2 separate regions of the Homo sapiens genome follow, and region 1 is linked to region 2. The links are chromatin loops, found by intact Hi-C in ENCODE. Cell type or tissue: heart right ventricle. All regions are shown on one strand. Links, peaks and the distances in the headings refer to the core of each region. The heading gives the core; the rest is flanking DNA.

Evidence for each region. Peaks named below come from ENCODE experiments on the same cell type or tissue, not always from the same donor. Only the 100,000 strongest peaks of a DNase experiment are listed, where the experiment ranks them.
Region 1: a loop joins it to region 2, with 3 times the contacts of the local background. A loop is called at or near these places in 2 of 110 quality-filtered maps.

What each region holds. Positions count from the first base shown.
Region 1 is chr9:107,658,633-107,673,762 of GRCh38, forward strand. LOC105376205 (a long non-coding RNA gene) reads left to right here. Exons shown (of 9, transcript XR_930217.2): 9 at 6,545-6,695. It also overlaps the pseudogene RNU6-996P. Among named protein-coding and RNA genes, the nearest start is that of KLF4, 180 kb to the left of the region's middle. In heart right ventricle, for the core only: no CTCF peak of the experiment used is centred there; DNase peaks (open chromatin) are centred at 8,975 and 9,359; H3K4me3 peaks cover 960 bases; H3K27ac peaks cover 1,737 bases.
Region 2 is chr9:107,760,202-107,775,331 of GRCh38, forward strand. The region is part of intron 2 of LOC105376208 (a long non-coding RNA gene); the gene reads left to right. It overlaps LOC105376209 (a long non-coding RNA gene), which reads right to left. Exons shown (of 3, transcript XR_930230.3): 3 at 688-1,088. Among named protein-coding and RNA genes, the nearest start is that of KLF4, 280 kb to the left of the region's middle. In heart right ventricle, for the core only: no CTCF peak of the experiment used is centred there; a DNase peak (open chromatin) is centred at 8,280; H3K27ac peaks cover 3,252 bases.

The sequences.
Region 1 (15,130 bases), core at 4,648-12,647, 100 kb before region 2:
AACTGTTGGGTGGCTCCTGCCTATAATCCCAGCATGTTGGGAGGCTGAGGTAGGTGGATCACCTGAAGTCAGGAGTTCGAGACCAGCCTGGCCAACGTGGTGAAACCTCATCTCTACTAAAAATGCAAAAATTAGCCAGTTGTGGTGGCTCACATCTGTAATCCTAGCTCCACGGGAGGCTGAGGCAGGAGAATTGTTTGAACTTGGGAGGCGGAAGCTGCAGTGAGCCAAGATTGCGCCACTGTACTCCAGCCTGGGCAACAGAGTGAGACTCCAATCCCCACCCCCACCCCCCCAAAAAAGAAATTTAACTGTTCAATATTTTTGCTATTACAAGTGAACAATTAGATCAATATCCTTAACTTACATCATTGTTCATTTGGCTAGTTATCTTAGGATAAATTCCTAGGAGTAAAACTTCTGGATTTAATAGTTACACAATTAAAATTTTGATGTTATTAAACTGTCCTCCAGAAAGATTAAATCAATTTGCACACTGTGATGATCTTGTTTTTATTTATATTTTTATAGCACCTTGGTGCATTTGAATATATATATATATATATTTTTTGACAGAGTCTTGCCCTGTCGCCCAGGCTGGAGTACAGTGCTATGATCTTGGCTCACTATAGCCTCTGCCTCCCAGGTTCCAGCAAGTCTCCTGCCTCAGCCTCCTGGGTAGCTGGGATTACAGGCGCATGCCACCACACCCAGCTAATTTTTGTATTTTTAGTAGAGACGTGGTTTCACCATGTTGGTCAGGCTGGTCTCGAACTCCTGACCTCAGGTGATCTGCCTGCCTTGGCTTCCCAAAATGTTGGGATTAAAGGCGTGAGCCACTGCACACCAGCCTGAATATTCTTTTATATGTTTAGTACCATTGTATTTCTTATTTATTTATTTATTGAGACAGAATCTCACTCTGTCGTCCAGGCTGGAGTTCCAGGGTAGGATCTCGGGTCACTGCAACCTCTGCCTCCCAGGTTCAAGCGATTCTCCTGCCTCAGCCTCCCGAGTAGCTGGGATTACAGGCACCTGCAACAACGCCTGGCTAATTTTTATATTTTTAGTAGAGGTGGGGTTTCACCATGTTGGCCAGGCTGGTTTTGAACTCCTGACCTCAAATGACCCACCCGCCTTGGCCTCCCAAAGTGTGGGAGTTACAGGCATGAGCCACCATGCTCGGCCTACCATTGTATTTCTTAATTTATGAATTTCCAGTTAATACTTTTTGCCCATTTTTCTGTTGAATAAATTTGTGTAAGTTTTTTGTAAGTGTAATGACATTTTATCTTTTATATATGTTACACATACATTTTTCCCCCAGTGTGTCAATTAAACTTCTTCATGGTCATTTGCTTGTTTGTTTTGGTTAATCGTTTTTGCTTATTAAAGTTTTCAATTTTTACATAGCAATTCTATTCATTCCTTTCATCCTTCATTATATGTAATGGTTGTCATATGGAAGAGGATTAGACATCTATGAAGAAGACAGAATCAGTCCAATGGGAGAAAGTTGCAGCATGGCAGATTTTTACTAAAATAACAAACAACTTTCTCCCAATTAAGACTGTGAGATACGGAATACGCTGTCTCGCAGGTAGTGAGATCTCCATAATTAGAGGCTGTTAAGCATGAATTGCATGACCACCGACAGTGATGCTGTACTGGATGAGGCCATATGGCCTCTGGCATCCTTAATTATTTACAAGGCAGATTTTTAATGGAATGCCAATAATGTAATTCTAATTGTTTTTCCCAGAGAACTTTTTTCAAAACTGCAACACCATGCAAAATTTGGGGTTTCCAGGAGCAGCTGGACCAAAGTTGATGTGGCAGATCAGGCAGCACTAAATGAAAATAGCTCAGAACCACTGAAAATTATAAGAAAGCATACCAGGACATTGTTAGTGGTCATATGCTTGTCATTCATGAGTTTTACTTTCATCACCATGCATCACCTTCCAGCCACAGAAATATCCACTGAACCATACAAAGCTCATAGGAGTTGACCTCTCATAACTGGGAATGCAGGTGGATGTAGGCAAAACTGACTTCCTAGCATAAGTCAATTGTGGGCATGGCCAAGTCTTTTGAGAGTAACAGAGCAAGGTGGTGCCAGGCATGAGTATCGAAGCAATCTAGTATAATACTGCTATTGTAAAATTGGTAGAGCTGAATTACATAAAGGAGAGGAAAGTTCTCACTAAATAAGTCTCAGAATAGGATAAGGCCCTATGAGTCTTAATCCATCTCACTATATAGTTATTCCCTTTTTGACCTTGCGTTACTACTGCTTGATAGGCAGAATTGGAGAAAATAGGGTCAAACTTAGACCTGCAAGAATGCTTTTACTTTCTATGAATATAAAGTAATTGAATGAATAATTACATAATTGAATGAATTATTACATTCATTCAATAATGTATAATGAAACACTATGATGTGCAAAGCATTGGGAATTCAGCAATGAACAGGAAAGATAGCAGTTCACAGCCTAGAGGGGAAGCCACCTTTAAACAATTAATGACATCATAGGTTGTGAAAGATACAAGGTGCTCGGGTCGTTCACAGCCATGGCACTGAAACCTGTCCAGGATATCAGAAAAGGCCTTCTGGAAAGACTAAAATTAAAGCAGAGATTTAAAGAAGGAGGAAGAGGTGCTGCCCATGAGAAGGGAGGACAGGAGAAGAGAATAAAATATGGGGCTGCACAAGTATTTCAGGGGAATAAAAACACCTGTAAAAATCCAAAGCCAGAGAGAAATTTAGATTCACGCCTCTCTGGAGTGGTATTAGGCTGTTTCTGATGCATGTGATGTAGTAGCAAGAACCAAAATTTAAAATGAGAGTTTGGCTGGAGTTTGGTTCCCAGCCTTGCTAGTTCCTGAGCATATGACCTTGGCAAATAACATAATCTGTCTTCAAATAACATAATCTGTCTTGACCTCAAGCTTCTCATCTGCCAAATGGCGATAATAGCACCTGCTCCACAGGTTGCTGTGAGAATGGAATTAGCTAATAGATACAAAATTTTGGTCAGTGTGGGGCTAGGTTTTAAATAAGCCTTACTGAAGCTGTCAGTGACCAAAATCTATTCTTTTCACCTAGCCCAAATCTTTCTTGCTATCTGTGAATATACATCAACTGGATTGGTTCAACAGAGTTTTACTCAGTTTCTACTTTGGGTCATTGTAGATTCAGGCACTGTGAGAATATGAAAGAAGTGTGCCACAGGGATCGAAAAGTAGAAGTTAGTTTGGAAGAGAAGGTTAGTTTAAAGAGGTGTTTGTCTCTTAGTGTTTTGTTGTTTTTTTTTTTGATTTTTTTGAGACGGAGTGTTGCTCTGTCGCCCAGGCTGGAGTGCAGTGGTGCGATCTTGGCTCACTGAAACCCCTCGCTCCCAGGTTCAAGTGATTCTCCTGCCTCAGCCTCCTGAGTAGCTGGGATTACAGGCACCCGCCACCAAACCCAGATAATTTCTGTGTTCTTAGTAGAGACAGGGTTTCACCATGTTGGCCAGTCTGGTCTTGAACTCCTGACCTCAGGTGATCCACATGCCTCGGTCTCCCGAAGTGTTGGGATTACAGGCGTGAGCCACCGTGCCCAGCCTATCTCTTATTTTGTATGTATATCTTCAACTCCATCTGGTCTACGAGCTTCCGCAGGAAAGGATCTATAAAATAGGTCCTCTCTTTAATCCCAGTAAGATTCCCAAGTGTCTGATTTAGAGTAAGTGCTCAGCAAATCCCAGTTAAATAGAACAATGAAAGTTTGGGAATTTACAGCAGATTTTAAACGGTAGCAAACACATACATAGATTAGAGGGGTTATCAGAAGGAAAACCTGTGTAAATCAGGGAAGGTTTATAGAGGTAAGGTTGGAAGGTTCAGCTTTTGTAGATGCTGTCAAAGAACTTTCAAAGTAGTTGTACCTTTTTATTTTTCTACCAGCAATGTATGAGAAATGAATATAGAGGGTACTTTTAGCCTTTTTAATTTTAGCTATTCTGGCAGGAGAGGAGAGATATTCTATCATGGTTTTATTTTGCATTTTCTTGGTGACTAATGATTTTGAGCATCATTCCATATGATTGTTAGCCATTTGAATATCCTTTTTGTAAAGTGTCTGTTCAAGTCTTTTGCTCACTTTCAAAAATTATATTGACTATTTTTATATATTATGAATGCAAGACCTTTGTTGGATTTATGGACTGTGAATCTCTTCTCCGAGTATGTGGGTCAACCATTTACTGTTCATGGTCTCTTTCTATGGAAGAAGTTCTCAATTTTAACAAAAACCAGTATGTCGATTTTTTAAGGGTTAGTTCTTTTTGTGTACTATTAAAGAAATCCTTACCTAATCCAAGATGATAAAGATATATTCCTATTTTTGTTTTAGTTTTATTTTAGGTTTGGGGGTACATTTGAAAGTTAGTTAATGTAGGTAAACTCATGTCATGGGGGTTTGTCTTACAGATTACTTCATCACCCAGGAATTAAGCCCCCAAAATATGGGACGCTTCACAAATTTGCATGTCATCCTTACAAAGGGGCCATGCTAATCTTCTCTGTATTGTTCTCATTTTAATAAATGTGCTGCTGGAGCAAGCACAAACGTTTTTTAATGAAATCTTTTTTCCTCAATCAAAAAGAAATGCATGAATATGGTTTAAAAAATTCAAAGAGTCTGAAGGATAATAAAATTACAACTAAATCTTCTAATTGTCATGACCAAGTTCTCCCCAAAGGCAACCACTATTAACACTTTTTTTATACAGGCTTATAGATATTTTCTAGATATATATTTATAAAAATATATGTATGAATATTCCTTTTACTCATTCACCAAATGGTACATATTAATAAGGCTGTCCTGTACCTTGCTATTTTTGTTCAACAGTGTATCTCAGCGATTTTTCCCTATTGACCCCTTTGAAATGACCTCACTCCTTTTAAAGGCTTGCAGATAATTGTTTTGTATACAAGCTTTATAATTTAAAGCTACTGACCCCTCCTAAAGGGATGAGTTAGGTTGTGTTTAGTCTTTTCTTATGACAAACAGTGCTGCAATAAACATCCTTGTGCATAGGACTTTGTGTGAGCAATGAAATGACTTGTTCCAAGGGTATGGATGTTTATAATTCTGTTAACTCTGGCCAAATTATCAAAAAGGTTATATTGGCTTATATATACTCCAGCAGCATGTGAGGGTGTATTTCCTTTCTCTGGAGGGGTAGAATTTTTTTTCTTTTTTTTTTTTTTTTTTTTTTTTGAGATGGAGTTTTGCTCTTGCTGCCTAGGCTGGAGTATAGTGGCATGATCTCAGCTCACTCTCACTGCAACCTCCGCCTCCTGGGTTCAAGCAAGTCTCCTGCCTCAGTCTCCTGAGTAGCTGGGACTGCAGGTGCCCGCCACCACACCTGGCTAATTTTTTTTTGTATTTTTAGTAGAGACGGGGTTTCACCATGTTGGTCATGCTGGTCTCGAACTCCTGACCTGAGGTGATCCACCCACCTCAGCCTCCCAAAGTGCTAGGATTACAGGTATGAGCCATCGCACCCGGCCGGATTTAAATAAGAAGAGCAATGAAGAGAACACTTTTCATAGAAGGAACAGCATAAACAAAGGCTTACAGTGGAGTTTTCCAACCTCGGCACTATTGAGTGTTTTGGCTGAATAATTCATTGTTGTAAGGACTGTCCTGGACATTATAGGATGTTTAGTGGTATCCCTGGCCTCTACCTACTAATGCCAGTAACAAGCCGCCCTCTCTGCCCCTTAGGTGTGACAACCTAAAATGTCTCCAGACGCTGCCAAATGTTTTGTGGGGGACAAAATTGCACTGGGTTGAGAATCATGACTTAGAGGTTGGGATGATCAGGGGTCAGGCTGTGGGGGGATTTGTGTTTGTGTGTGTGCATATGTCTATACAAGTGCACAGTGAGCACAGGGTAAAATCGAGAAGGCTGGTGGGGTGTTAACCCTAGAAAGCTTCAGAGTTAGTCTGAGGAGAGATGTATTTCTTCTCTTGCTTTCCTCTCCTTTCATAAAAAACCACATGGCGGAAACCCATCCCTTTTTTTTTTTTTTTTTTTGGTTAGGAGAGAAAGCCACACACTAACCCTTCATCCTCTTCGTTATTACTGAGCAACCCAGGGCAGGCGCTTTAAGTGCATACAGGTTGTTCATGATCTTTAGTATCATTGTAATCTCACAACAACACATGGGTGTCCTGATCAACATGCGAAGGGCTGGTCTACAGATGGGGAAATAGAGGCTCAGGGAGAGAAGTTGAAGCCATTGTCCTTTCTGGCCCTTGTGTGGCTGCATGTCTCCACAGCTCTACTCTGACAGGCTTGAGCAGCCGGCTTTGCTGCTGCCATCACTGAAAGCCCAGTATAAAGTCATTTGGATGATTTTAGTCATTATTTCCATCATCTGTTGAACCTCGGAATAGGCTTTAAGTCATTATTCTTTCTCTCCTCACGATTTGGTTTATTTTTGGAAGTGAAATCAATGGATTGTCTTTTGCTTTCTTTCAGAAACCTCTTTGCTGCGTTTCTAACCACACCCAGGAGTAGGCATGTGGTAGATGCTCATGGAATGTATGACAGCCCCTCTCTGGCTCAGTTTCCTAATGGGCCAGATGATAACTACGCTCCTGTACTGTGCAGGTCTCATTGTGTTATTATTAAGTTCACTGCTTGGCAGAGATAACATGTTAACTCATAGTAATAAATAACTATGAATATGTGACTTCAGCTTCTAATACAGTACCTAGTCCATAGTAGGAGCTCAGTAAATGTTTGTTGAATGATGAAGTATATAATCACATGGTTATCTGGGAGCAGTACCACCCAGGCAAGCGGAGCACCTGCCTTAGGTCCTGGGCCTCAGGTGTCTTGCACTTTATTTATTTATTTAATTTTTTTTCTTGAGACAGAGTCTTGCTTTGTCACCCAGGCTGGAGTGCAGTGGCACGATCTCGGCTCACTGCAACTTCTGCCTCCTAGGTTTGAGTGACTCTTGTGCCTCAGCCTCCCATGTAGCTGGGATTACAGGCGTGTGCCACCATACCTGGCTAGTTTTTGTAATTTTGGTAGATACAGGGTTTCATCATGTTGACCAGGCTGGTCTTGAAGGGGTCTTGTACTGTAGAATGCTGTCCTTAACATCTTCTAAGCCCTTCCAGTGACCAAGACTGGCCAAGGCCAGCAGTGCCAACCAGACAGGGTGCTCTAGGCCCAACCTCCACCATGTCAGCCCCTGTCCCTGTTTTCTCTCCTTTGGAATGCTCTTCAATTCGCTTCTTAGTACAGGGGGTCGACCAGATGCCCTAGGAGACCTCTAAGGTTTACACCTATGAGATTGTCTCAGGGACCCCTGACCAGGCCCAATTCCAAAAGGGCTACTGGGAGAAAGGATCTTTACTTCCAGCCAGAGAGTATTTCTTTTGCAGTATCACATGAAGTTGGGTGATCAGAATGCTGCTTAAAGATTGATTTTAGGTAACTCAAATTATTTATATATACAGGGACCCCACAGAAAACATTTGCATAGGCCTTCACATGCCTTAGGGCTAACCATGTCTAATAGATCATCATTCATTCATTCAGGCAGTCATTCAATGAATTCATGCCTTCAACTGACCCCTCAATTAACTAGTGTAGGCCCTATGATAAGTGCTATGCTATTATTATTATTATTATTAGCAGAGTGAACACATGCATCGGACCCCAGGCAAAGAAGTGGAGAACACACCCAGTGTGTGAGTTGGTTAGCAACGTACAGTAGGTCATTCCCACAGAGGACATAACATTGGAACTTAGGTCTTAAAGAACGGCCAGAATTTTTCCAGGAGGGACACGTCATGTTTACGGAGGAGAAAATAATTCTATGGGTCTAAAGGCTGCAGAGAGGGCTGGGAAGAGATGGCACACGAGCTGGAAAGACAGATGTGGCCACAACATGAAGGACCTGTTGTCAGGCTGAGGTTTCTGCACATCTTTTCTGAAGACATTAGAGAGCAATTAAATGTTTTTTAGCCAGGAGGGAGATGGTTAGATATCTAGATTAGAAAGTTCATCCCAAGGGCTGGGTGTGGTGGTTCACGCCTGTAATCCCAGCAATTTGGGAGGCAGAGGCGGGCGGACCACATGGTCAGGAGTTCAAGACCAGCCTGGCCAACATAGTGAAATCCCGTCTCTACTAAAAATACAAAAAATTAGCCAGGAGTGGTGGCAGGTGCCTGTAATCCCAGCTATTTGGGAGGCTGAGGCAGGAGAATCACCTGAACCTGGGAGGCGGAGGCTGCACTGAGCCAAGATTGCGCCACTGCACTCCAGTGCGAGACTCCGTCTCAAAAAAAAAAAAAAAAAAGAGAAAGTTCATCCCAATTGGCTGTGGGCTGTGTGGATATTGGGTTGGAGGAAAGCAAAACAGGAGTCAAGGTGACTCCTCTGGAAGGTCCAGCCAGGTACAAGGCAACCAGCGCCTGGTGAAATGTGGCAACCCCAAGAAAGGAGGGGCTGGGAAGTCACAGATAGTTCCCAAACTCTGAAAGATTCTGAGAAGCAGAGTCAATATCTCCTCTCCACGAGGTTGGCTTCTTTTGTAATCCAGCTGCCTGGCTGAGCACTTTCTCTTTTCTTTCCTTCCTAATCACTTTCCCCTTCTCTCCTAATCTGATGACATGAGACCAGCTGTTGAAACAAGACTCTCTTCTGGATGGAGAGGAAGCTGAAATCAACAGTATCCTAGGCAGTCCATGCTTAGGAAGACCTTCCCAGAAAAGCCTGCAGAGCCTAGGTGGAGGCAGGGATTATGTGTTCAGTCTGCATGGAAAAGCTTCTGGACTTATCCCAAGGGGCTCGGCTGAGCAGTTCAGAGACCTTCAGAGTGGCCTCAGGCAGGTGGCCCCAGCTTCTTCGAGAGCGCAGGAGAGGGGCCTGTGGTTTCTCTTTCATGACATGCACCCACTGCGCTGGTCCGAGAACCCCCTGCAGGATTCGTCTTCGCCCCAGGGTGTATGGATCCCCATCAGGACTGGTTGCATCTCTGGAAATGACCTCAGTCTTTGGAATATTTGTTCTTTTTGGCTTATCAAACAATGTCCTCATTTTGCCAGAGGAAAAGGGAAAGAGACTCTCTGAATGAGCAGGCCATCCTTTGTTCTGGGCCCATAAATCTGGCGCGAGCACATGTCCAGCTTTCCCGCCCCCCACTGCATCATTGTCCCACTGCTGATTAATAGGTCAGAGCTAACTTTAAACTGGCATTTCCTGACCAGCCCCTCTCCCTGCCTTCGACCCTGCCTGGCTGTTCTTTAAAAATCTGCTGTATTTTAGAACATGGTTTCACTCTGTCCCGCGGCCTCCGCCTCACACTGTGTTCCAAGGTGACTGCGTTAAGTCTGGTCAAAGCAGTCTGTGCTATTCCTGAGTTGGCAGAATAAGGGCTGAGGCAGAGGGGTGGGCGCACAGCTGAGTTCGGACTGTCTCAGGGTGTTTGAGCCACCGCTGGCCTATCTAGTCTCAGAAGCACATACCAGGGCATGATCAGAAGGGCTGCGTGGAGAGAGGATGTGACAACAAGTATGACATGGTGTTTTATTTTGCCTTTGTTTTTCTTCATGTCCTGCGACTGTGTGGTGTCTCAACCATGCAAAATAATGTAGAAGAGTGGGTCCCAACATGAAGATGTTCTTGATGTTGACTGAGAAAGGTAGGATACAAAAGTTGAGTATCTCTATTATCTAGCCAGATAGTTTTTATGGTAACTATGTTGTACTTGGTTAACAAGGAGGTATTCCTCAAAAGTGGCTTTAGTTTGAGTTGTCTCTTTTGTTTTGTTTTTGGAGATGGAGTCGGACTTTGTCATCCAGGCTGGAGTGCAGTGGCACGATCTCGGCTCACGGCAAGCTCCTCCTCCTGGGTTCAAGCAATTATCATGCCTCAACTGCCCAAGTAGCTGGGATTACAGGCACGCGCCACCACATCTGGCTAATTTTTGTATTTTTTGTAGAGATGGGGTTTCACCGTGTTGACCAGGCTGGTCTCGAACTCCTGACCTCATGATCCGCCCACCTCAGCCTCCCAAAGTGCTGGGATTACAGGCGTGAGCCACCGCGCCCGACCTGAGCTGTCTCTTAACTCTGGGCTAAGCCACAGCATCTCCACCTATGACTACAACCTCCTGCTTGTCAAGAACCCAGTTAATAAGAATTCCAACGGCATTTCCTACCTTAGGCAGTCAGGCTGAAAACCAGCTCATGGGACAGTAACGGCCACATATTGAAAACCTACTGATATCAGGCTGCAGCAGAGGGAAGCTAAAGCATCTTACGCAGATTATCTCACTTAGGAGTTGCAACAACACATTGTTATCCCCACATTACAGGGAGGACATGAAATTCAGAAGAGGATAAGAAGCTGGTCCACGGTCATACAGCTAGTCCGTGAGAGTGGAAATGTCAATCCAGGTGTTTCTGATGACAGTAGCTGTGCTCTTCCTAGTGTTCTGTTTTCCTGATGGCCAACCTAGGATTCCAAAAACAAAATTACCTTGCAAAATGCTCAAGAAGCAGCCAGGCACGGTGGCTCACGCCTGTAATCCCAGCACTTTGGGAGGCTAAGGGGGGTGGATCATGAGGTCAGGAGTTTGAGACCAGCCCGGCCAACATGGTGAAACCCCGTCTCTACTAAAAATACAAAAATTAGCCAGGCGTGGTGGGGCATGCCTGTGATCCCAGCTACTCAGGAGGCTGAGGCAGGAGAATCGCTTGAATCTGGGAGGTGGAGGTTGCAGTGAGCTGAGATTGTGCCATTGCACTCCAGCCTGGGTGACAGAGTGAGACACCATCTCGAAAAAAAAAAAAAAAAAAAAGTTAAAAAAAAATGCTCAGGAAGCTCAGCGAGAGACAGACCTTCCGCATGTCTGCATCTGCTGGTAACTGAGAGCCTGGCTGGAAGGCCGGGGAGGTTGAAAAAGTGATGAGTTCCGCTGTGCAGCCACAGGGGTATCCCTTACACTCAATGAATATGCCTCTTTTACTTCAGCTTGGGGTCTGAGACAACTGCGTACTTCTGGACCCCTAAGCCTTTCACAGTAGTGACATCAAGGATAATGAAGCGCACAGAGCTCTCGTGGCCTGTTTCTCTGTTTTTCCCCCACATTGTCAGCTGCCCAGGAAAATGGATTCACCGTAAATAAACAGGCTCCCAAGCATCCAACAGAAACAAACAATGAGTGACATTGAGCAAATCTAGTTAGTATCTTCAAAAATCCTGGTTTTGGGAAGCCCTAATTCCTTCCACATTTCAATCACTGGACTCTTGGAATTAATAGTGTTCTAGATTGGTGGCACAAAAGACTGAGATACACTGAAATCACTCATGAGACATTTTTTTAAAAAGGCAAAATAAAACAATCTGTTATCCTTGTCACACACCCTCTTTCTGTGCAGTCTCCCAGTGGTGTTTAGGTGTGATCATCCAAGATGAGATGTGCCAGAGTTACTATTGAAACTTTTGAAATTATGATATCCAAAAAGAAAAATACAAAAACCACCCTCAATCTCATCACAAAGATAAATCTGTTGTTGACATTTTGGTGTATTTTTCTGTAGTGTGTGTGTGTGTGTGTGTGTGTGTGTGTGTGTGTACACATCTATCCATAGGGCCAGACAATAGATACACCATTATGCCTTCGAATCCATGAGGCACTGGTTCTAGGACCAAAATCCACAGACATTCAAGTTCCTTATCTAGATAAAATGGTGTAGTATTTGCATATATCCCATGCGCATCCTCCCATATACTTTAAATTATCTTTAGATTACTTTTAATACCTAATACAATGTAAATGCTATGTAAATAGTTGTTATACCATATTGTTTAGGGAATAATGACAAAAAACTCTGTATGTGTTTAATACAAACAAGGCCATCCTTTTATTTATTTATTTTAATTTTGTTTTTTTTTTTTTTTTTTTTTTTTTTTTTTTTTTTTGAGACGGAGTCTCGCTCTGTCGCCCAGGCTGGAGTGCAGTGGCGCAATCTCGGCTCACTGCAAGCTCCGCTTCCCGGGTTCACGCCATTCTCCTGCCTCAGCCTCCCGAGTAGCTGGGACTACAGGCGCCCGCCACCGCGCCCGGCTAATTTTTTGTATTTTTAGTAGAGACGGGGTTTCACCTTGTTAGCCAGGATGGTCTCGATCTCCTGACCTCATGATCCACCCGCCTCGGCCTCCCAAAGTGCTGGGATTACAGGCGTGAGCCACCGCGCCCGGCCTGTTTTTTGTTTTTTGTTTTTTGAGATGGAGTCTCTTTCTGTTGCCCAGGCTTGAGTGCAGTGGCATGATCTTGGCTCACTGTCACCTCCGCTTTCCAGGTTCACGGAATTCTCCCTGCCTCAGCCTCCCGAGTAGCTGAGATTACAGGTGCCTGCCACCATGCCCAGCTAATTTTTTTTTTTTTTTTTTATGGAGTCTCGGTCCCATCACGCAGGCTGGAGTGCAGTGGTGCGATCTCGGCTCACTGCAATCTCCACCTCCTGGGTTCAAGTGATTCTCCTTCCTCAGCCTCCCAAGTAGCTGGGATTACAGGTGTCCGCCACCACACCCGGCTAATTTTTTTATTTTTAGTAAAGATGGGCTTTTGCCATGTTGGCCAGGCTGGTCTCGAACTCCTGACCTCAGGTGATCCACCCGCCTCGGCCTCCCAAAATGCTAGGATTATAGGCATGAGCCATTGTGCCTGGCAGCCCCCCTAATTTTTGTATTTTTAGTAGAGGCGGGGTTTCTCCATGTTGGCCAGGCTGGTCTCGAACTCCTGGACTCAAGTGATCTGCCTGCCTCGGCCTTCCAAAGTGCTGGGATTAAGGAATGAGCCACCACGCCCAGCCGATTCTAAAATATTTTTGATCTGGGATTGGTTGAATCCATGGATGCAGAGCAGAACCCCCAGATACAGAGGGCTGACTGTACTCAAATAGGATTATAATATACATACCCTTTTGTATGCTGCCTCACTCAGTCAACATCAAGAACACCTTTCTGCATCAGTACCTTCTTCCACAACATCATTTTGCATGGTTGAGTAGTATTCTGTTACATGGATGTATCATAACATTTTAAACCCACTTCCAATTTTGCTGACTACCGATTTTGGTTAGTCTCAAGCATTTATTTATTGAGTCCTTTCCATGTGCTGAATGCTTTGCAAATCCAATGACTTGATGGGAGGCAGTGCCTGGTGATGGAGAGGCTTCCATTCAAATTCCATCACTGTTCTTTACTAGCTCTTTGACTAAGTTACTGAACTTCTCTGGGTCTCAGCTACCTCCTGTGGAGAATATGGGTAATGGTACTCTCCTTAAAGGACAATGGTAAAAATGAAGTGAGAAAAGATACAGAGTGTGGCCAGCAAATGGTAGCTGTCACTGCTGCAGTGGAGGGTGTCCTGTCCCACTTGAGGGAAAGTGGTCAGAGACAGTGTCTGTGTGGGACTCAGAACCCAGGGTTAGCCCTGAAGGGACACAGTTGGGCTGAACAGACAAAGTGGGGAGACTTGCAAACACCTGCTTTGGAATCCATAATCCATTGCCCTGGGCCTCTGCTTTCGTTATCCAATATGGAGCCAGGAGTCTGGGGAAGGACAAATGGTAGAGACTGCAGTGGAGAAGTGCTATTGACAAATTTGTTGGCATCCGGGCACTGAAGTGGGAATAGGAACTGTGGACCTTGCCGGCTGGGTTTGCTTAAGGTTATGGTGCTCCAGGTTGACTGTGGAGGTGACTCTAGGCCTTTCAGCTTCCTCCAGCTAAGCATTAGATAGGAGTTAAGGGCTTAGGTTGGAAAGTCTCAGACAGATCTAAGATCCAGTCCCTGCTCTGTCATTTCTCTGATATTCAATCTCCTTATATATAAAATTGAGACAATAATACTTCCTCGGCTTGTTGTGGTGGCTCACACTTGTAATCCCAGCACTTCGGAAAGTGGAGGTGGGTGGATCACCTGAGGTCAGGAGTTCAAGACCAGCCTGACCAACATGGTGAAACCCCATCTCTACTAAAGATACAAAAAATTAGCTGGGTGTGGTGGCGCATGCCTGTAATCCCAGATACGTGGGAGGCTGAGGCAGGAGAATTGCTTGAACCTGGGAGGCGGAGGTTGCAGTGAGCTGAGATGGCGCTACTGCACTCCAGCCTGGACGACAGAGCCAGACACCATCTCAAAAAAAAAAAAAAAAAAAAAAAAAACCAGCCTCATAGGGAGGCTATGAAGATAATGTGAGCTAATGTATGTGAAGCTGACACCAGCTCAGGGCTAACCTGAAAACATACAATAGGTGGTGACTGCAGGTTTTCTTATCTACTTGTCCTACTTTTCCCACCTGCTCAAAGAAGCTGTACCTGCCGGGCATGGTGGCTTATGCCTATAATCCCAGCACTTTGGGAGGCTGAGGCGGGCAGATCACCTGAGGTCAGGAGTTCAAGACCAGCCTGCCAACATGGAGAAACCCTGTCTCTACTAAAAAATACAAAATTAGCCGGGCGTGGTGATGCATGCCTGTAATCCCAGCTACTTGGGAGGCTGAGGCAGGAGAATCACTTGAACCCAGGAGGCGGAGGTTGCGGTGAGCTGAGATCATGCCATTGCACTCCAGCCTGGGCAAAAAGAGCGAAATTCTCTCAAAAAACAAACAAACAAACAAACAAACAAAAAACAAAAAGCTGTACCTTCCAAAAAGCCTCTCCTTGGTTCATGCAGATTTTGCCAATGGCCTGGTGTTTAGAGAGGAGGCAACGGCAGGAAATCAGGGATGAAGGGAAAAGGGAGGACGAAGTCTGAGCTTGAATCCTTCAAACAAACCTTGAGATTCAAGGTTCTGTTCCAGGCTGGATAGAGACTACTGGGAGATGGCTATGATCTGTGACCACACAGCTGGTGTGAGACTCGGGAGAGATGCTCTGAAGAAAAAAATAGCCCAGCAGCCTTGGGATTTTACACAATTTTTGCCTGGAGAAAGGATGCAAACCCAGACAACTTTTTGAGGTTTTTCTCCAGGATCTGCAGATGGCTTTAACACCAAGGCAGTGGTTCTCAAAGTGTATTCCACAATGAGATGAG
Region 2 (15,130 bases), core at 4,864-12,863:
TTGTCTCATTTGATTCTCAATCATCCCAAGTAGAGGGCTTTCTCCTTCTCGTTTTATAGGAGAAATTTGGCTTCTCAGGGTTTTGCACACCTTGTCCTGGGTTACACGGCTGGGATTCAAATCCAAGCTTTTTCATATCTTTCCCTCACCCAGTACTGCTTCTGTGAATTCTGGTTGTGGATTTTAACTAGAATCACAATGGAGAGAAATCGCCTCTAAAATGGGCATATTGAATATTCCCTACATTTCATACAAAACGAAACTCATTCTTGGACCCCTTTGGTGGGCCTTGGCTTTTCCTGACCTGTTTTCCTGGGGGACTGGCTGGCCTGGTCATTTTCGGCAGTCTCTGTGCTGGGTCAGGCCATGCTGCCTTGGTGGCTCCTTCCTGCCTGAGGAACTATGGGGCCAGAAATGGTAACTCCTACTTATTTTTAATCCTGGCCTTTAACCCAAGAAAGTCACCACTGGCTTTTGGAACAGGCTTCCCCCAGAATAAAGGGAGGAGGAGATTAACGATTCAAATGGGGAAGTGGTTCAGCAAGGAGGAGAGCGGGGAGGAGCAGGGTTCCTGAGACCCACAGGGGTCTCAGGAAGCCTGGCTGGAAGAGGAATCCCAGAGGAAAACTCAGAGCATGCAGGAGGCTGGCAGTGTGCAAGGCCAGGGCGCAAAACGTGGGTGTGGCTTCTAGGGTAAGGGAGCAGGGAGAGGATGAAGGGGTAGGAGGCTGGGATTGGAGCCCTAGGAATAGGAAGTCGGTGAGGGAACGGTGCCTGGGGTGTGTTTTGGTTCTGCTTTCAGAACTAGAGCAGTGGTTTGGCTGCAACATTCAAAGACCTGAAAATATGGAAGCAGACTTTGGGGAAGAGGACTACTGAGAATAGCAGTAGTGAATACGGGAAGTGCTGAGCCCAGGGCTCCACGGAGAAGCTGTGGCTTCTTTCCGGAGCCTGTCAGTCTACAAGAAGAGGACGTCCGGTTCCAAACTGTTCCAGGCCTGCTAGGGTCATCCAGCTGGTTCCCTCTGTCTTTTGCTGAACGTCCTCACTCCAAACTTGCCCACATCAGCTTAATATACTTTGCAAACCTGAAGAGGACATAAAAGAAAAGTTGCTGTTAATTAAATTAATTGTGTATTTATTCAGCATGATTTGTTGAGACCTAATCTGTACCAAGTCTTGGAATTTAGAGATGAACTGAAACTCACTGCTTGATGCAATTATATAATATGGTGTGACTGGCAGTATAAAGATGCACATTCCCAGAGCTATGGAGCCCAGAGAGGGGAGAGGCTGAGCAGGCTCCGGGAGAGTAAAGGTCATTTTCCCAATAAGTTTGCAAAGATATGTACACCAACTTGACCAAGAGGAAAGCAAAGTTCAGGCCAGGCAGAGAGGCTACCTGTGCTGAAAGGAGGAAAGGAGACGAAAGTGTTTGGCATCATTGGGAAAGAGCCAGGATTGGGCAAAGATGAGGCCAGGAATATAACAGGGATGGGGGGCATGAATTGCAGGCTATAGAACTTGGATTTTATTCCATAGGCACTGAGAACTAAGGAAGGTTTTTATGTAAAAGGTAAATGGAATCTTAATACTATATTTCAGGATACCAAATTTAGCATGATTATGATGAATGATAATATTAATTATTGTAAATGATAGTGGTGATAAAAATACAAATAAATCCATCCATCGTAGGTCAAAAATGATGGGCTATTACTCTCATGATCATATTGCACTATATATGACTCCATCTTAGTGGACTGAAGCAGGAGATTCTCCTGCTGGCTTTGAAGAAACAAATTGCCATGTGGTGACCTGCTTATGGAGAGGTCCATGTGGCAGGGAACTGCGGGTCGTCTCTAGGACCTGTGGTTGGCCTCCAGAAAACAGCCAATAAAAACAGCATCTTCTGTCATGTATCTGCAAAGAAATGCATTCTCCCAACAACTCAAATGATCTTGGAAACAAACTCTTATCCAATTGAGCCTCCAGATGAGAACACAGCCTGCCTGACAACTTGTGAGACCCTGAACATACAATGTTTGGTTTTCCATTCCTGAGTTACTTCATTTAGAATAATAGACCCTGAGCAGAGCTAAGTTATGCCCAGACTCCTAACCCATGGAAACTATAAAATAAATGTGTATTGTTTTAACCTGCCAGTTTTATGATAATTTGTTATACAGCAATAGATAACTAATACAGATTCTCCTAAATGAGCAGTGCAGGAATCTGCTTCTGGGAGACTATTATAGTTAACGTTAAGGATTACAAAACTGCAGATATGCCTGCTTTACAAGCTGGTATCATCTGCAGCTACCCACAAAGTGGAATTTGAGAGCAAGTGCTATCCCACCAGGTGTTCCAGCCCCTAACAGCCCTCCATTGCATGTTGGCAATTGGAGAGTAAACTTCTTCTTTTTTTTCTTTTTTTTTTTGAGACAGTCTCACTCTGTTGTCCAGACTGGAGTGCAGTGGTGTGACCTCAGCTCATTGCAACCTCCAACTCCCAGGTTCAAGTGATTCTTGTGCCTCAGTCTCCTGAATAGCTGGGACTACAGGTGTGCACCACCACACCCAGCTAATTTTTGTATTTTTAGTAGAGATGAGGTTTCATCATTTTGGCCAGGCTGGTCTTAAACCCCCAACCTCAAGTGATCTGCCCGCCTCAGCCTCCCAAAATGCTGGGATTACAGGCCTGAGCCACTGCACCTGGCCTGAGTAAACTTCTTAGAGTCTTAGAGGCAAGGCAGTTAAGGAGAAGAGCAAAAGCTTAGTAGTCAGATAGGCCAGATACTACCATGCAACTTTTGCCTATATTTATCTTTGTGTGACTCAGTTTTTTCATCTGTAGTGTTGGTGTAATCTACTTAGATATATCAAGAGGGTTTAAAAAAATCAAAAACTACCTATGAGGTACTATGCTTATCACCTGGGTGGTGAAATAATCTGTAGGCTAAACATGATATAGTTTACCTATAAAACAAATCTGCACATGTACTCCGAACCTAAAAGTTTTATTTATTTATTCTTATTAATTTAGTTTAATTTATTATCGTTTATTTTTTCCATAAGTTATTGGGGTACAGGTGGTATTGGGGTACATGAGTAAGTTCTTTAGTGGTGATTTGTGAGATTTTGGTGCACCCATAATGTGAGCAGTATACACTGAACCATATTTGCAGCCTTTTATCCCTCACCTCCCTCCAACTCCTGCTCCCAAGTCCTCAAAGTTCATTGTATCATTCTTATGCCTTTGGGTTCTCATAGCTTAGATCCCACATATCAGTGAGAACATACAATGTTTAGTTTTCCATTCCTGAGTTGCTGATTTAGAATAATAGTCTTCAATCTCATCCAGGTCACTGCAAATGCTGTTAATTCATTCCTTTTTCCATATATATATGATGGAATACTATACAGCCATATATATATATATATGATGGAATAGTATACAGCCATAAAAAGGAATGAATTAACATTATCAGAGTTTCTTTATCCACTCGTTGATTGATGGGCATTTGGGTTGGTTCCATGATTTTGCAATTGTGAATTGTGCTGCTATAAACATGCTTGTGCAAGTATCTTTTTCGAATAATGACTTCTTTTCCTTTGCATAGATATCCAATAGTGGGATTGCTGGATCAAATGGTAGTTCTACTTTTAGTTCTTTAAGGAATCTCCACACTGTTTTCCATAGTGGCTATACTAGTTTGCATTTCCACTAGCAGTGTAGAAGTGTTCCCTGTTCACCACATCCATGCCAACATCTATTGTTTTCTGATTTTTTTGTTTGGCCATTCTTGCAGGAGTAAGGTGGTATCACATTGTGGTTTTCATTTGCATTTCCCTGATCATTAGTGATGTTGAGCATTTTTTTCATATATTTGTTGGCCATTTGTGTATCTTCTTTTGATAATTGTCTATTCATGTCCTTAGTCCACTTTTTGATGGGATTTTTTGTTTTTTTCTTACTGATTTGTTTGGGTTCTTTGTAGATTCTGGATATTAGTCCTTTGTCAGACGTATAGATTGTGAAGATTTTCTCCCACTCTGTGGGTTATCTGTTTACTCTGCTGACTGTTCCTTTTGCTGTGCAAAAGCTCTTTAGTTTAATTAGGTACCAGCTATTTATCTTTGTTTTTGTTGCTTTTGCTTTTGGGTTCTTAGTTATGAAATCCTTGCCTAAGCTAATGTCTAGAAGGGTTTTTCCAATGTTATCTTCTAGAATTTTTACAATTTCAGCTCTTAGGTTTAAGTCCTTATTCCTTCTTGAATTTATTTTTGTATAAGGTGAGACATAAGGATCCAGTTTTATTCTCCCACATGTGGCTAGCCAGTTATCCCAGCACCATTTGTTGAAAAGGGTGTGCTTTCCCCAATTCATGTTTTTGTTTGCTTTGTCAAAGATCAGTTAGCTGTAAGCATTTGGGATTATTTCTGGGTTCTCTATTCTTTTCCATTGGCCAATGTGTCTATTTTTACACCAGTACCACACCATTTTGGTGACTATGGTCTCATAGTATAGTTTGAAATCAGATAGTGTGATGCCTCCAGATTTGTTCTTTTTGCTTAGTCTTGCTTTGGCTATGCAGGCTCTTTTTTGCTTCCATATGAAATTTAGAATTTTTTTTTCTAATTTTATGAAGATAATGGTGGTATTTTGATGGGAATTGTATTGAATTTGTTGATTGCTTTTGGCAGTATGGTCATTTTCACAATATCGATTATGCCCATCCATGAGCATGGGATGTGTTTCCATTTGGTCGTGTCATCTATGATTTCTTTCAGCAGTGTTTTGTAGTTTTCCTTGTAGAGGTCTTTCAACTCCTTGGTTAGATATATTCCTAAGTATTTTATTTTATTATTTTTTGCAGCTATTGTAAAAGAGATTGAGTTCTTGATTTGATTTTCTGCTTGGTCCCTGTTGGTGTGTAGAAGAGCTACTGATGTGTGTATATTAATCTTGTATCTGGAAACTTTGCTGAATTTTTTTTTTATCAGTTCTAGGAGCTTTCTGGAGGAGTCCTTAAGGTTTTCAAGGTAAACGATCATATTGTCAGTAAACAGTGACAATTTGACTTCCCCTTTATCGATTTGGATGCCCTTTATCTCTTTCTTTTGTCTGATTGCTCTGGCTAGGACTTCCAGTACTATGTTGAAGAGGAGTGGTGAGAGTGGGCATTCTTGTCTTGTTTAGTTCTCAGAGGGAATGTTACCAAAAATATTACCAAAAATAAAGAAGAATTTTTTTAATGATAAAGAGATCAATTCAGTTGTAAGACATAACATTTACAAATTTGTATTCACTCATATCAATCTTTAAAATATATAAAATGAAAATTGAGAGAAATAAAAGGATAAATGAAAAAAATAATGGAAATAAAGGATAAATAATGGAGAAATGAAGGATAAATGGGAAAAAAAAAACAGAGCTTCCACCACTACCACTTCCCGTCCATGTTCCCAGAACATTGTCCTTTTGATGGAAAGCTGTTATCTGAGTGCGGGTAGTTTATTTGGAAGGAGGCCCCAACAAATTTTGCTAGATCTGAGACACAGAGGGGAGGGAAATATCATCAAGCCAGTTGCTATTATAAGCTACTGGAGCTCAGTCCCATGGAGAGCCCTGGGTGATGGTATGGATCATGACTAAAGGCTGAACCAACAGAGAAGCAAGGAAGCTGTACTATGTCAGAGGGCTGTTCACAGGGGCATTGATTCTATGCCCTCTGCCTTGCCCTGTGCTTGGGCCAAATAGACTCTTATGACCAGAAAAAAAGAAAATTACATGTGCTCACTTTGTGTTAAGCAGCCTTTGGTGTGCAGAGGTTAATAATGAAGGCATGTGGGCAGAGCTTCTATAAGGACAATTATAGGGGTAATACCCTGTACCTCTCAGAGTTGTTGTGAGAATAAATGATGTAAGTGCCTGGTGCTTGATATATATAAATTTGTTTTTTTTTTTTTTTTTTTTTCAGAAAATCAGGCCAGGCATGGTGGCTCACAACTGTAATCCCAGCACTATAGGAGGCCAAGGCAGATGGATGGCTTGAGCCTAGGAGTTTGAGACCAGCCTGGGCAGAATAGTGAGACCCTATTTCTACAAAAAATACAGAAAAATCAGCCAGGCTTGGTGGCATGCTCCTGTAGTCCGAGCTACTCGGAAAGCTGAGGTGGGAGAGTCACTTCAGCCTGGGAGATCAAGACTGCAGTGAGCAGTGATGAAACTACTGCACTCCAGCCTGGGTTTCAGAGCAAGTCCCTGTCTCAGAAAGAAAAAAAAAAGAAAAAAGAAAACAAGTCAGTATTTTCCCCCCAAAGAAAGGCTCATGGGAATCTTACAAAATGAGGTTTTAGGAACCAAAATTACTTCATGTAGTACTCTCTAGTAAAGGCAGAGGATGCAAATGTTGCAGTGGGTCTCTGGTCAGCCGCCATGAGTCTCTTGGATCTAACACTTGCTCTCTTCAGACTTCAGTTTCCTCATAAGGTGAGAACAAGGCTGTATCTCAGTGCTCTGGGCCTGCTCACACATCCTGCTCATATGAATGTGAGAGCCACACCAGCCCTCTGGGAAGTAGTCCCTCAAACAGCAGCCCAGTGCAGGGGGAAGGATGCAAACACTACAGGCAGATCAGTTTAATCCACTTTTGGGCAGGGTGACCTTAGGAAAGCCCATTTCCTTCTGCCTCAATTGTCACCTCTGTAAAATGGAAACAATAATATTTATTTCCGTGGCTGTTTGGAGGATTACATAAAATAACAAATACAGTGGCATTCCATTTTTCTGAGGCAATTATGTTCTATAAAGTCACTGCAAACACTGAATTACTGGAATAGTGAGCCATTGCTCTTACTGGAAATACAGGATTAGGTTCCTGAAAAATCTCTGGTCACAACATCTTTGTCAACTGATCAATACATAACCATGATGTATGTGTGTTTCTTTTTAAAGGTACCTTATTTAATATCATTGTTGATTCATTAATATTAAACTCATGCCTAAGAATACTTTAAGTCATATCTGAATGAAGCGTATCTAATATGTATATTCTCTCTGAAGGTACATCACTGCTCTCTTGCACTTAAACACACCAGACAGCACTTCAGCACTATATCTGGAGACCATTTCAAACAGTAAAATCTCCAATAAAAGCAAAAAAAAAAAAAAAGTGAAATTTATGGCACTAAATAGACTGCAGAAAGGACACCTGTTGATAGGATGAGAGCTGAAAAAAAAGGTAGAGGGCCGCAAGTGATGGCTCACACCTATAATCCCAGCATTTGGGAGGCCAAGGAGGGTGGATCACCTGAGGTCAGGAGTGTGAGACCAGCCTGGCCAACATGGTGAAACCTCATCTCTACTAAAAATACAACAATTAGCTGGGCATGGTGGCATGCACCTGTAATCCCAGCTACTCAGGAGGCTGAGGCAGGAGAATCTCTTGAACCCGTGAGGAGGAGGTTGCAGTGAGCTGAGATCACGCCACTACACTCTAGCCTGGGTGACGGAGTGAGACTCCATCTTGGAAAAAAAAAATAAAAGAAAATAAAGAAGGTACAGCATGGCCTCGCTCAGCTGGGAATGTGTGTGTGCATCAAGCAACTATTTTTTTTTGCTGTTCTGTGCTTGTCTGTGAACAGCCATGAAAATGCCGAAACACTGCACATGTTAATATTGGGGTTATAAGTAAATTTAGCGAGTAAGCAAATTTGCAAATATGGAATCTGCAAATAATGATTTGACTGTGCTTAGTAATTGGCCAGTAAAAAACTGGCAGCTTATTATATTATCATCAGGGAAAGCATAGGGTCTGGTAAAGATCTGTTAGGGTACACTAGGAATCCAAACTCCAACTGGTGCCCATAGGAGTGGGAGGGAAATCTGCAAGTGTGGAGCCCCTCAAATCAATGCTCCAGGGAGCCTTGAGTCCCTCTGTCACCTCTCGGCCAGGTCTCCAAGAACTCCCTAACTCCTTGGACTTAACTCTTGGATCTCCCTGACAATTGCAGTAGGTGAAAACTCCAGGGCCGCAGCAGGAGGCTGCTGCATTTGATGTCGAGGCTGTTGGCCCTCTCTATGCCTAGGATAAGCCCCGTTTGGCCTGGTCCAACTCAACCTGGCTCAAACGGCTGCATGCCATTGCTCGTAAGCACAGGCCTGTATCCTGCCATTGTTCTGGGAATGACCACGGTGGGACCGACCGGCAGGAGAATAGCACTACAGATAGGGAGTGTGTTTCCAAACTGCAGGGTCACAGGGAAAAAGAAATTGACCTGTTCCACATCACACCACCCCCTTCCTGCTCTCCACCCTAACTCTCCGGTCAGGTGACCAGAGAAGCCCCAGGGGGTCCTTAACCTGGATTTGTGCACTTTCCCAGGAAGCCAGCAGGAAAAGAAAGGGAACTCCCATTTCTCAAGCCTTTCTCTGTGCCAAGCCTGGTGCTTGCCACTTTCCATTTCCTGCCTCGTGGAGTCCTCCCAATAACCCTGCAGTGTCCAGACCATCCTGGGTTTCAGATGAGGAAACTGAGGTTCAGAGTGGCCCAGTGAATAGCAATGAATGCAACCCCATTTGACGTTTGGCAGCATTAACTCATTTTGAGCCACAATGCGGGATTCTGTTACAGAGACTTTTCAAAGAGCATAAAAGAGTTGCATAAAAGCGACTTCACAGGGGCCCTGTAACAATCATTAAGATAAAATATAATAATAATAATAAGAGCAATAACGACAACTTCTGAGTGTTTTCTAAATGAATAAACTATACTAAGTGCTTTACATAACTTTCCCTCAATTAACCATTTCTGCGACATTCTGAGTTATGAATTATCATTATGCCCATTTTACAAATGAGGTATCTGAGGCTCAGAGATGTAAGCTGACTTGCCTGGGGTTACGGAGGTCATAACTTAGAAAACAGGGGAGCGGGGGACTAGAATCCAGAGCCTCTCCTCTTACTTGTCACGCTAGAGGCTGGGGCCAAAGTGGGGCCCCTTTCTCATTCTCAATCCCCCTCCCATACCCTCGGTGTCTCTTTCATCTCACAGTGCGACAGGCAGCAAAGGTTGCCAGGAGCCCCAGTCCCTTCGTCTGCAGGAAGAGGCCAGAGCCTTCTAAACCAGAGGTACTGTGCTTGCTGCTGCTGCTGCCTGGTTATTCCCATCCCTTCCTGCTCATTAGCCTCATTCTCTTCCTCATCCCCACCAGTTTCATCCCCATCATGCTACAGGGCTCAAAAGATTCCTACTCTCCCAGCCTCCTTTTGGCTCCAACTTGTTCATTTTTAGAGTTTCTTGTAAGCTCCAGGACTTCTGTTCTGTTAGCCTTTGTTTCCACAGAGAAGGACAATGAAAGGACCTACCATTTATTGAAGTCCTACTGGATGCTGGGCACTGTGTTAAGCCACCATGCCCAGTGATGAGTATTACTACCACCCTTTTACAGACGAAGTCACTTGAGAAAGATCAAGTCACTTCCCCAAGATAACAGTGGATGATTCTCATAGAGCTAGAATTGGAAACCTGGAAAAGAATTACTGAGGAATCCTTGGTTTTGAAAGAATATCATCTGCTTCCTTTTCTCTCCTCCATTCCCTTCCTGCTAGTGTGTTCATTAGTGTTTTAATGGGGTGGTTTTCTTAGGGGGACTATGAATTTGGAGCTTTCATCTGATGGCCCACCAATACTTGCAATGGGATCAATGAGCTCTTCACACTCAGGAGGTACCCAAATTGCATGCACATAGAGTTTCTAAGTATTTCTTGATCATCTCTCACTGCAAGGCCAACACAGAAGCACGCATACAATCCCAGCATCTTCTCTCCTGTCCTGATCTTGGGGGTGGGCGGTGAGGGTAATAGTTAAATTGTGGGAGGTAAGGCAGATGGATGGGAGGTGCTGAGCTCCTGACTTGCAGCCCTCATTCACGCCCTGGCTGATGCAGGCTTCCTCCCACTTGCATTGTGCTGACCACATGGCCTTGTCATGGAAACATAGACTGGAGCCTCATGAGCAGGCCAAATCTCTCCCTCCCTCAGGACACTGCTGGAACAAGAGGCTGTGGAAAGCCTCGTTTGGCACTGGGAAAGGTAGTCTTGGGCTTTGGAGCCAGAAAGACCAGGGTTGTGTGGTCAGTGCCACAGTTTATCTGAGTGACCTTGGGTAAGTCACTCTACCTCTCTGAACTCCAGTTCCCTCACCTATAAAATGGAGAAAATAATGCAAACGTTATAAGGCCAGGAATTTAGCAAAAGTATGTATTTTGGTAATAAACCAGGTGCTCAATAGATGTCATTCTCCCTCCTTCTCTTCCTCTTCAGAGCAGGATTAGGGTGAGAAGAGCTAAAAGAAGGTGTCCAAATCCACTTTTCATCAGCCACCTTAGGACAGAACTAATTCCCTGCCCAAAGGCTCCTGGCCAGAATGACAATCAGTCCAAAGCTGAAGAGTCTTCAACTGATCAGAGGCATAGATGAGCTTAGCCCACCTTTTGCCTTCCTGAATTAAAATAAAACCTCTCACTAGAGATACTAAGGGAAATCCTTTAGAAGCTGAAGTCAGTGAGAATGAACACAATAAAGAATTTTGGACATGGTTTACATTTTATGCATGCTATTATTAAATGTTGAGTAAAATAATATGTTATCTTGAGTAGGGATTAAGACCAGAGGCCCTGGAGGCCATATGTCTATACATTCAAATTCCTGCTGGCCCTCTTATTAGCTGAGTGACCTCAGGCAAGATATTTAATCTCTTTGTGCATCAATTTCCTGATGTGTTGATAGTAAGAATGAAATCTACCTCATAAAGTTGTTATAAAGACTTAAGAAATTATTATATGTAAAATGCTTGGAGTACTGAATAACACATAGAAAGTGCTCAATAAATAATATTTGTTTATGTATTTTATTTTACTGAGGTAGAGACTGAGTCAAAAAAAGACTAGATAGATGCCTCAGGAAAAAAGGGAGAGAAGATTCTACTTCATTAATTAGTATTCTATGTTGTTTTGTTTGGCAGCTGCTTAATTAAAAACTTCTGTAATCTTGATTAGAACTATTAATCAGTGTCAATGATTCTTTATAAATTGTGCCAGGAGTATGAGTATTAAGGTTTTGCATTTATTAGGATGAAAAATTGCCCCCTTTAACCAGTAGTTTTATAAAACTGTTAAGAACTGGAAGAGACTTTGAATATAGGAGATTGAGAGGATTGCTACCAGTAAGGCCATGGACAACTTGCTTCTGCAGAGTGATGTTGACTTGAAGTTTCACAATTATATAACCTTCATTCATTAATTTATTAACTCAACCACATTTCATAAACAGGCACTTGCATTAGGCACTGTAGCAGGCCTACAAATAGAGAGAAAAGAAGGCCAGTCCCTGATCCCACAATGCTTGAAGTCTGCTGGGGAGATAGAAGTGCAAATGGACCATGACTGCATTGTGATCAATACCTTAATGGAGACACAAATGAGATACCGTGAAGGTGCAAGTAATGGAGTCCCAAGTCCATCAGGGGAGGCTTCACAGGGTAGTGAAGGTCATGCAGTGCATTCATGGCAGTGATAGACAGTTATCCTCACCCAGTGTTCTCTCACTGCCTCATGCTGGCTTTCCTACCAAGCATACCTCAGTGAAAGGTCCCATAACCTGAGAGCTAACTGAATTATTGAATGTTTATTAGGAGTCAGGCACTGTGCTAGGCACTTCACATAAATTATCTTATTTAGTTATTGCATTGGCCTTACAAGGGAAGTGCTATTATCTCCAATTTATAGATGGGAAAAATTAGACTCAAAAAAGGTTAAATAAATGTAGTAAAATCACGCAGCTGGTGCAGAGTAATGGCTGAGCTGTGGCTTAAATGCAGGTCTCTCAGGGTCTGTATGAGTCTTTTCTCACAGCTATAAAGAACTACCTGAGATTGGGTAATTTATAAAGAAAAGAGGTTTAATTGCCCCAGTTCCACAGGCAGTACAGGGGGCATGGCTGGGGAGAGCTCAGGAAACTTACAATCATGGCAGAAGGGCAAAGGGGAAGCAAGTACGTATTCACATGGTGGCAGGAGAGAGAGAGAGAGCAAAGGGGGAAGGGCTACATACTTTTAAACAACTAGAACTCATGAGAACTCACTCTCTATCACAAGAACAGCAAGTGGGAAATCTTCCCCCATGATCCCATTACCTTCCACCAGGTCCCTCCCCCAACACTGGGATTACAATTCAACGTGAGATTTGGGTGGGACACAGAACTGAACTATATCATTCTGCCCCTGGCCCCTCCCAAATCTCACGTCCTTCTCACATTTCAAAACCAGTCATGCCTTCCCAACAGTCCCCCAAAGTCTTAACTCATTCCAGCATTAACTCAAAAATCCAAGTCCAAAGTGTCATCTGAGACAAGGCAAGTTCCTTCCACCTCTGAGCCTATAAAATAAAAAACAAATTAGTTACTTTCAAGATACAATGGGGGTACAGGCATTAGGTAAACCTGGAACAGAGAGAAATCAGGGTTTTTAGTGTGTTTGGCAGAAGACATTTCTAGAGAAATCGACCAAAACAAAGGGACCACAGGCTGCATGCAAGCCTGAAACCCAGCAGGGCAGTCATTAAATCTTAAAGCTCTGAAATAATCTCCTTTGACTCATGTCTCACATCTAGGGCATGCTGATGCAAGCAGCAGGGTCCCATGGCCTTGGGAAGCTTCACATCTGTGGTTCAGCAGGGTACAGCCCCCTCAGCTCCTTTCATGGGCTGGCATTGAGTGCCTAAAGCTTTTCCAGGCACATGGTGCAAGCTGTTGGTGGATCTACCATTCCGCGGTCTGGAGGATTGTGGACCTCTTCTCACAGCTCCACTAGATAGTGGCCCCGTGGAGACTCTGTGTGGGGGCTCCAACCCCACATTTCCCCTTCACACTGTCCTAGTAGAGGTTCTCCATAAGGGCTCTACCTCTGCTGCAGACTTCTGCCTGGATATCCAGGCATTTCCATACATCCTGTGAAATCTAGGCAGAGGATCCCAAACCTCAACTCTTGCAGTCTGCACACCTGCAGGCTCAACACCAAGTGGAAGCCACAAAGGCTTGGGGCTTGCACCCTCTAAAGCAATGGCCTGACCTGTATATTGGCCCCTTTTAGCCATAGCAGCAACTGGAGTGGCTGGGATACAGGGCACTATGTTCTGAGGCTGTACGGAGCAGCAGGGCCCTGGACCTGGTCCATGAAACCATTTTTTCCCTCCTAGACCTCTGGGCCTGTGATGGCAGGGGCTGCTATGAAGGTCTCTGAAATGCCTTGGAGGCATTTTCCCCACTGTTTTGGCTATTAACATTTGGCTCATCTTATGCAAATTTCTGCAGCCATCTTGAATTTCTCCCCGGAAAATGGTTTTTTCTTTCCTACCACAAAATCAGGCTGCAAACTTTCCAAACTGTTATGTTCTGCTTCGCTTTTAAATATAAGATCTCTTTACTTGTGGAAGTGAGCGTAGGCTTTTAGAAGCACCCAGGCCACATCTTGTATGCTTTGCTGATTAGAAATTTCTTCTGACAGATATCTTAAATCATCTCTCTCAAGTTCAAAGTTCCACAGATCCCTAGAGCAGGGGCACAATGCCTCCAGTCTCTTTGCTAAAGCATAGCAAGAGTGACCTTCACTCCAGTTCCCAGTAAATTCCTCATCTCCATTTGAGACCACCTCAGCCTGGACTTCATTGCCCATATAACTGTCAGCATTTTGATCCCAACCATTTAACAAGTCTCTAGGAAGTTCTAAACTTTCCCTCATCACCTTATCTTCTTCTGAGCCTTCCAAACAGTTCCAAACTCTGCCCATTACCCAGTTCCGAGGTCATTTCCACATTTTCAGGTATGTTTAGAGCAATAGCCTGCTCCTGGTACCAATTTTCTGTATTAGTCCCTTCTCACACTGCTATAAAGAACTACCTGAGACCAGGTAACTTATAAAGGAAAGAGGTTAAATTGACTCACATTTCCACAAGCTGTACAGGAGGCACGGCTAGGGAGGCCTCAGGCAACTTATGATCATGGCAGGAGGGAAGGGGAAGTAAGCATGCCTTCACATGGCAACAGGAGAGAGTGGGCGAAGGGGGAAGTGCTACACACTTTTAAATAACCAGCTCTCATGAAAACTCATGCACTATCATGAGAACAGCAAGGGGGAAATTCACCCCCATGATCCAATCACCTCCCACCAGGTCCCTCCCCCAACACTGGGGATTACAATTCAACATGAGATTTGAGCCAGGACACAGAGCCAAACCATATCAGGATCCAGTCCCTGTGCCAGCAAGGCTAATCAACTAGCTCTATTATGTTTTCACTGAGTCTATAATTCCACCTGAAGTAGAACCTTTACCCAGATGCCCTGTCTGAAAAGCCTGGGCTTTAAGATTATGTGATATGGAGGAAAGAGCTTAGGATTTGAAATGGTTTGCATTGTCCTATTGCCTTCTAGCCATAAGGTGCTTACTACCTAGAACCTAAGCTTAATCTTATGAAAAAATGGGCCTAGTGACATGCATATCTTTTCTTGGGGTCTTATGAGGCTTCCATGAAAGAAAAGAGAATAATTCTAAGACAGTATTTTATAAAAGTAAAATGTATGTTAAAGTATGTTATTGGAGAAGAAGTGTATTTTATAAAAATAAAATTTATGTTAAAGTATGTTATTGGAGAAGAAGTGTATTGGACAGGCAATGGAAAGTATCCTAGCTAGTTTAGGCAGAAAAACAATTTAATGTAAGGAAAATGATGTGTACAAAATCGTTGGAAGTTCTAGAAAATGAGCTCTAGATTAAAAGATAATTTTGAAATATAGTTTTTAGCATTTAATTATTATTAGTTTTTTGAGACATGGTCTCACTCCATTGCTCAGGTTGGAGTGCAGTAGTACAATCATGGCTCACTGCAGTCTCAGCCTCCTGGGCTCAGGTGATTCTCCCACCTCAGCCTCCCAAGTAGCTGGGACTACAGGTGCAAACCACCACACCCAGCTAATTTTTAAAAATATTTTGTAGAGACAAGAGACACAGTAATTGAAAAGAAAGAGGCGGCTCTCCCTCTCCCTCTCCCTCTCCCTCTCCCTCTCCCTCT